2 separate regions of the Homo sapiens genome follow, and region 1 is linked to region 2. Evidence: read pairs that join two places in POLR2A ChIA-PET (ENCODE). Cell type or tissue: CD4-positive, alpha-beta T cell. All regions are shown on one strand.

Region 1 (4,000 bases), 300 kb after region 2:
CTCATGTGTGTTATAACAACCCCAGTGTCAGAGTGCCTCGTTGCTAAAGTGGCTTTCTTAAAGCCCAAGCCATGGAAAATCACTAATAAAAGCATAAATGAAAGAAAAATGTGTAATTAAGAAACTCAGATGCCCCAACTCAATTGAAGTAGAAAATAATCTGAAGACATCGCTTTCCTTAGGCTTATTATCTTTAATTGGCTTCCTCCTTTGTTGTGGATGGCCATATAGACTCAGGAGAGAGGCAAAGTGCTAACTTCATGTCTCCTGCAGGCCGCAGCACCAGCTCCTGGGGCTCCTGTTGTTCCTGTTCTATAAAAAGGAGGCAGCCGGGCACGGTGGCTCACGCCTGTAATCCCAGCACTTTGGGAGGCCGAGGCGGGTGGGTCACCTGAGGTCAGGAGTTTGAGGCCAGCCTGGCCAACATGGTGAAACATGGTCTCTACTAAAAATACAAAAATTAGCTGGGTGTGATAGTGGGTGCCTGTAATCCCAGCTACTCGAGAGGCTGAGGCAGGAGAATTGCTTGAACCTGAGAGATGGAGGTTGCAGTGAGCCGACACCATGCCACAACACTCCAGCCTGGGTAACAGAGTGAGACCCTGTCCCCCCCTAAAAAAAAAAAAAGGAGATAATAAAACCTTTTCTCTGAAAGAGAAAAGCACTTAACCTGCTGTCCACTAATAGTGTCTAGTTGTAAATACTCATTATCAGTAAGTCCTTACAACTGACTGAAGTCAGCATACTTTTCAGAAAAACGGTGAGCCAGATGTTTCTAAACTTCCAAAGGGCAGAGCCAGGCTCTCAAAAGGATGAAGTGGGTGGCTACCCACTAATACCCACAAATTACCTGATTCCTATTTAACAGGTAATTTGAACAGCACAGGGTAGAACATCCTGCCCAAAGTATCTTTTTCACTCTACGTACTTGCAGTTCCACCATTAGAAATGCATTCCTGGACAGATGTGGTGGCTCACGCCTGCAATCCCAGCACTTTCAGAGGCCGAGGCAGGTGGATCACTTGAAGCCAGGAGTTGGAGACCAGCCTGGCCAACATGGTGAAACCCCATCTCTACCAAAAAATACAAAAAATTAGCCAGGCATGGTGGCACACGCCTGTAGTCCCAGCTACTCAGGAGGCTGAGGCAGGAGAATTGCTTCAACCTGGGAGGCAGAGGTTGCAGTGAGCCTAGATTGTGCCACTGCACTCCAGCCTGGGTAACAGAGTGAGACTATCTTAAAACAAAACAAAATGAAATGCATTTCTTTGAGTCCTGTGGAGTCCCCCTTCAAAATGCAAATACTTTCACATCAGCTCTCTGCATAGGCAGTAAGTTTGAAGCTGGGTTATTAGAATGATGCCTAGAAGTCTCTCCCAGAGTCAGGGGGTATCGGAGGCTTCTCAGGAGGGAGACACAGACCTTCTTGCCTAGAACCAGCCCTATGGATCTAAGGGCTGGAAGACTTCCAGGTCAACATAACCCACAGAAACAAGCCCACGCTGACAATCTACCTTCAAACAGCAAGGAAATCTCAACTCTGGCTGGGTTCTCCCTGACATCACATCCTTCCCTACCTGAAAACAGCAGTTTCCCAACAAACAGCAGCTACCCATCAAAGCAGACCAGTGACTCCATAGCAGCTTTTCGGTCTTCTGGTGCACAGCCCTGCAGACCCACAGAGCTGGGGCTCTGGCAGTACTTAGATGCAGACATAGCTTTCCAGGCAGGACACCTGAGACTTTTCCTTCCTCTGAACCCCAGAGGACTGGCTTTTTTTTTTTCTTTTTAATAATATTGTCATTACAGATTTGCTAATCTTTTCTATGGAGCATTAGTCAGTATTCTGCTCTCATTAAGGATGCCAAGGTCCTAATGCCTTTTCCCCTTTACAAAATAACTTAGCCATGTTCACATTCTCTTAGCATGTAATTTACCATCCCCTAAGGCCCAAGGCCATTCTTATGAGCCCTGGGCATGAGGAGATTTTCTTTTTTTTTTTTGGGATGGAGTCTCGCCCTGTCGCCCAGGCTGAAGTGCAATGGCGTGATCTCAGTCATGGCATGAGCCACTGCACCCAGCAGAGGAGATTTTCATAACAGGAAACAATTCATGTGTATTTAATCTGCAGATTGCATGGAGTGGGGGTGGGGTTGTGGCAAAGAAGGAACAAACAAATTGCAAATGTTTAGATATCTTCTGCACCCACAGCCACTTCAGACGTAGACAATCTGCGTCCTACCCTCTTCAGAGAATCATCTCAGAGATTAATAGCATTAGGACTTTGAACTCTGAGCAAGGGCTTAGTCACCCAACCATGTTGCAAAAAGTAGTGAGAGTGTCCTCTGAATTAAGGTGATAAGAAAAACTTACCACCAGCCTTCCCCTAACAGTTGTCCGTAATGTCCCTTTCAGAAACTTCTGAGTTTTTCTACCTCTCTCTGTGTCTGATGTTGCTTACTTGTTTTACTTGACAAACTTAATGAATTGAACATACTTTTAAAATTTGTATTTATTTTGAGACAGGATTTCACTGTGTCACCCAGGCTGGAGTGCTGTGGCACGATCATGGCTCACTGCAGCCTTGATCTCCCACGATCAAGTGATCTTCCTGCCTTAGCAGTCCACCCTATTCTCCCTCCCCACTTCCCACCAAGTAGCTGGGAATACAAGGCATGTACCACCATGCCTAGCTACACAGGGAGTTTCACTGTGTTGTCCAGACTGGTCTTGAACTCCTGGGCTCAAGCAGTCCTCCCACCTCAGGCTCCCACAGTGCTGGGATTACAGGCGTAAACCACCATGCCTTGTCTATGCTTTTTTTTTTTTTTTTTTTAAGATGGAGTCTCGCTCTGTTGCCCAGGCTGGAGTGCAGTGGCATGATCTCGGCTTACTGCCACCTCTGCCTCCCAGGTTCAAGCTGTTCTCCTGCCTCAGCCTCTCTAATAGCTGGGATTACAGGTACATGCCACTGAGCCCAACTAATTTTTATATTTTTAGTAGAGACAGGGTTTTGCCATGTTGGCCAGGATGGTCACGAACTCCTGACCTCAAGTGATCCACCCATCTCAGCCTCCCAAAGTGCTAGGATTATAGTTGTGAGCCACTGCACCCGGCCTATGCTATTTTTAGTAGTAATTAAACTGCTTTTTGCTGACCATCCCTTCATTTCTTTCCTCCTTATGGATCTGTAGGGAAAAAGTTCCCATAATGACAAAGTCAAATTAGAAGGGACTCCTTTGCGTGAGAAGACAATAAAAAGTCAAATAACTCTATTCTCAAGAACTGCCAGGGAAAAGTCACTCATAGGGACAACAACTCCTTTGTAAATTCATCCTCACCAGCTGCACTCACTCAACAGAGTCTGGTCTTTTAGCCAAATACAGGCTCCTCCCCTCCACCAGGATTATTTTAAATTTCCCTCTTCTCCTTCGCAGCTGTTGACTTGCTTCCTCATGCAATTAAACATCCAAACCCATCCAGATCTGGGCCACCTGCTCCTCTTTCCCTTCGTTTAGCACCAAAGTTGATGACAGTCCCTTTTTGTCTTCCTATGCCCTATCCTCTGTCCCAGCATGTTCACAGGATACTCACTCTGTTCATTTTCTTCCCTTCCTTCTCCTCTCCTCTCCTCCCCTCCTCTCCCCTTCCTTCTCTTCCCTTTTCTTCCTTTCCCTCCCCTTCTCTTCCTTTCTGTTCTCCAGCCAATTTCTCCCTCTCAACTTGTTCAATAGACAGATAAGGGGATTAATCCCTTTATCCATAACACATGTAATACATGTTGCAAATTATTTCCTCCAAGTCATTTACCTGTCTTTTGACTTTATTTATGGTGGGGTTATTTTTTAGTTTGCTTATTGTACTTTTTGTCATGCAAAATTTCTTCATTTTATTGTGTGCGTGCGTGTGTGTGTGTGTGTGTGTGTGTGTGTGTGTGTGTGATTTTTTTTTTTTTTAAGACGAAGCCTTGCTTTGTCACCCAGGCTGGAGTGCAGTGGCG
Region 2 (4,000 bases):
ACACTCAAAAAGCCTTCATCCTATATCAGAAGGTATAAGATGAACTGGGATAAATGTACACTTAAATATTTTTAATTAAAATAAAAAGTTTAGAGTAGTTGTCATTTTTTAAAAGACTGCCTGGCTTAACTGACTGTGATTAGCCACCACTTTCTGGTCCAGACTGTACCAAGCAAGATAATTTTAATTCTAGTTAAAATTGTGCCAAAATATAATACTCCAATGTCAATGTGACTATTTTGAACTCTGAAAGCGTGAATTTGACACACTTTTAAGATGATAAATAAGCAATTAGTATAATAAAATTCAAACTCCTCTCTCCAGTTTTCCCTCCTACAACACCCTTTTCAACAGGCTGGACTCAGCTTCCCTACCCTCTCTCCTACACTCTATCTCTTGGCTTAGGCCCTGTCTTTCACCTAGTGGTCTCCTCTCAGTCTCTTCCTACACACAATCCACTTCATGCAACAAATGCCACTTCCTTCCTGAAACTGTCCCTCTTCTTCCTACGAAGTTATCTCTTCCTCCAAAACCCTTAACACATTATCAGTACCTTTTATCCCTTTTAATTTGTATGAAAGCTAACTTCTCCATCTCATACTTGGCAGGAAGCGTCTTAACAATGGTATCAATCACCAAATATAGCCACAGCTTTACCCAGTCAGTGCTCAACAAATGCTGTAAGAACAAGGTCATTCTAGGGCTATCACCATAAGTCATTCTGTTGACATTCTAAGAGAGTGATTCTAAATTTAGCTTACCATAGTATCTGAAGATAAATGCTGTCAGCATAGTTGAAAACTGGAGCTGCCAAAGAAGCTGCCACCAAGATTAACTGGACTGCTGTATTCACCTAAATAAAAAAAGAAAAAGTTCTAAGTGAATAGTGCCAACTGGATCCTATTTCAAGCTTTCAAGACAAAAGCACAGCCCATCACACTATAACATGACATACCCTCAGCATGCTTGCTGTTCATCTACACTATCCCTGCCCAATAAGCTTGCATTCACAGGTGAGCACACACAAAAGGGTCAGCTTCACTAACTGACCCATCTGTCTGCACAGCTGCCCTTAAGAGCAAGAGTAATGACAACTGTCAGAAAATACCACTACCTTGAATTCTCACAGCAACTCAAAAATGTTACAAAATTATTTGCCTTTTTTCCAACTGCCCATTAAAATGGAATACGAAAATAACTAAGCTACCTCTTCATGGGTAAAAGGGTAATGAGTTAGGTGACTTGCCTGCAGTCACAGCAGACAACAGAACCAAAGCTGGAACCTAGATTTCCTGGGGCCTTATCCGATGCTCCTTTCTTGCCTACCTGTCAAACCTTGTGAGGTTAGAAAATTAAAAGGCACTCATCTCAGGACAGATGCAGTGGTTCATGCCTGCAATCCCAACACTTTGGGAGGCTGAGGCAGAAGGACTACTTGAGCCCAGGAGTTTGAAACCAGCTAGTTAAAAACCAGCCAAGCATGGTGGTGTGCACCTGTACTCTCAGCTACTTGGGGGGCTGAGGTGGTAGGATATTTTGAGCCTGGGAAGTCAAGGCTGCAGTGAGCTATGATTGCGCCACTGCACTCAAGGCTGGGCAGACAGCGCAAGACCCCGTTTCAAAGAAAAAGCACTCATCTCCATAAAAGAACCTCTCTCAAGGAGGAAATGAGTAGGCTTCCCTACACTAAAAGACAGCACTGGGGAGAAAAGAAAATAGAACAAGAAATACACTGGAGACTCCCTCTATCATCATGAGAAGCACTCCATGGAAGAGTCTGCAAAGTATGAAAAAGCGAGTGAAGCAGACGAGCACCTCTGTTCTATCACCCGTTCTGCAGCCAAATGAGAAGGATTCTACTTCATTTAAAAAATAAATAATAGCCAGGCGCAGTGGCTCACGCCTGTAAGCCCAGCACTTTGGGAGGCCGAGATGGGTGGATCACCTGAGGTCAGGAGTTTGAGACCAGTCTGACCAACATGGTGAAACCCCGTCTCTACTAAAAAATACAAAAAAAAAATTAGCTGGGCGTGGTGGCGCATGCCTGTAATCTCAGCTACTTGGGAGACTGAGGCAGGAGAATCGCTTGAACCCGGGAGGAGGAGGTTGCAGTGAGCCAAGATCGCGTCATTGCACTCCAGCCTGGGCAACAAGAGCAAAAATTCATCTATAAAAAATAATAAAATAAAATAAAATTAAATTAAATTAAAATAAAATAAAATATAAAATATAAAATAAAATAAAATGTAAATTTTATCCTAAGGGCTTCCTATAAGGGTTTAAGGCACTTGTCCCCGTACCTCTTTAAGCACTTTCCATGTAACGCTACACTCAAATTGCCATACAATATAAACACAAGTCACTTGAAGCCAAACAAACAAACAAACAAAAAACAACAAAAAAACCCCAAACCCTATGCATGTAGATGAAAGTCCACCCCAGGGAGTTCTGTATAGAAGCAACTACCCTTCTCTCCCAAAAATGATGGGCATTCTTAACCTGTTAAATCCTTGACATTAAAGATGGGACAAAAGAATGAACTGAGAAAACTTATCAAAGCTACTAGAAAAACAAATATGGCTTGAGAGGTAGACTGGCATATACTTATTGCCCTGAATGCTCGGGAAAACAGAATGGACAACTAAGAGTAGCAGTTGTTTATTAGTGAACAAAACTTTTTCCTATTTTCCTATCCCTTTCCACTTAACTATCAATCCTGAAAATGAACAGCCATTTGGTATTTTCACCACAGGGAAGGAGGGAGTGAAACCACCAGGGACTCTTCATAATCTGTGAAACTGAATTAAGAAGCAGTTACAGCCAAGCTTGGTGGCTCACTCCTGTAATCCCAATAATTTGGGAACCCAAGGCAGGAGAATTGCTTGAAGCCAGGAGTTCCATACCAGCCTGGGCAACAAAGTAAGACCTTGTCTCAAAAAAAAAAAAAAAAAAAGGAACAATTACATTTCAATTCCCTTTCCCTAAACAGTGGCCCGATTACCTCATTCAGAGCTTAAACTCTCAGACCACCAACTCAAGGCACAACATGTATAAGGATGATCCAAAAAACACGGAGGACAAACTAGGTTAAAACTGCCTGCCCAACGCTACTCTCTAGCCTCTATACTCAATGCATTTAAATTTGTCTCATTTTCAGCTGTTCTTGACTAAGGTTTATATCCTGTATAATAAAAATTTACAAAGGAATAACTTCAAAGAACATTGCATTCTCTTACCTTGCTGATGAATGTTGGTTTTAACCTAGCAGTGGCATAGCAAGGATTGAAATACTTGGCAAGTGTTCGCTGGCAGAGGACCAAAAAAGATAAAGTAATTAACTTATTGTTTAAAATAACATTTTTATTTAAAATAGACATTTTGTTATTATACTTAGGTAACAACATAACTTTATAAATCATACATTCAATATATACTGAATATTGATTTTAAAAAATGTATAGATTTTTCAATTGCTGTAAAATTCGAACACAATACCTATCATATAGTTTGCTTTATAAAATTTTACTAAACTCAAAATTCCCTTATTCACTATTTTCTTTTTTGAATTAAAAAATAAAATGAACAAAATACTGCTCTACTGCTCTATTTTCAGTACATTGGGAGCCAAAAGAGGTTAATATGCTATGCGTATGTGTTCAAGTATTTATAGAGCCTGTGAATAAATATGCAAACAAACCATCCCATGTTCATACAACTGTGATTTTTAAAACCAATTCTAGACTATCCATGGTAGAGGTTAAATTAGACAATATGGCCTGGACCTATATGAAACACCTTTAAAGAATTTGCTTCTAGGGATAGGGGCTGGCTAGTCTGGGTTTCACGTGCCATCAATTGAAAAGATGTTGACGCAAAAATATGTCTTTTTGCTTTTTCCTTAAATCATATATAATGCTAAAAGAATACTTTTTGGAAACAAACTCACTGGTGTTGGAAGAGTTCGGTATCTGACATAAAAAACAGCAGCAATCAACATTAC

What was found. ChIA-PET counts read pairs that join two places held together with the same protein. Peaks named below come from ENCODE experiments on the same cell type or tissue, not always from the same donor. Only the 100,000 strongest peaks of a DNase experiment are listed, where the experiment ranks them.
Region 1: POLR2A ChIA-PET joins it to region 2 with 5 read pairs; 2 of 35 experiments call an interaction of 5 or more read pairs at or near these places.

Annotation. Positions count from the first base shown.
Region 1 is chr20:5,735,707-5,739,706 of GRCh38, reverse strand. No RefSeq gene overlaps it. Among named protein-coding and RNA genes, the nearest start is that of SHLD1, 13 kb to the left of the region's middle. In CD4-positive, alpha-beta T cell, no CTCF peak of the experiment used is centred here; DNase peaks (open chromatin) are centred at 1,536 and 2,196; H3K27ac peaks cover 1,658 bases.
Region 2 is chr20:6,031,317-6,035,316 of GRCh38, reverse strand. It overlaps CRLS1 (cardiolipin synthase 1), which reads right to left. Exons shown (of 7, transcript NM_019095.6): 4 at 3,947-4,000; 5 at 3,237-3,305; 6 at 762-853. Among named protein-coding and RNA genes, the nearest start is that of LRRN4, 21 kb to the left of the region's middle. In CD4-positive, alpha-beta T cell, no CTCF peak of the experiment used is centred here; no DNase peak of the experiment used is centred here.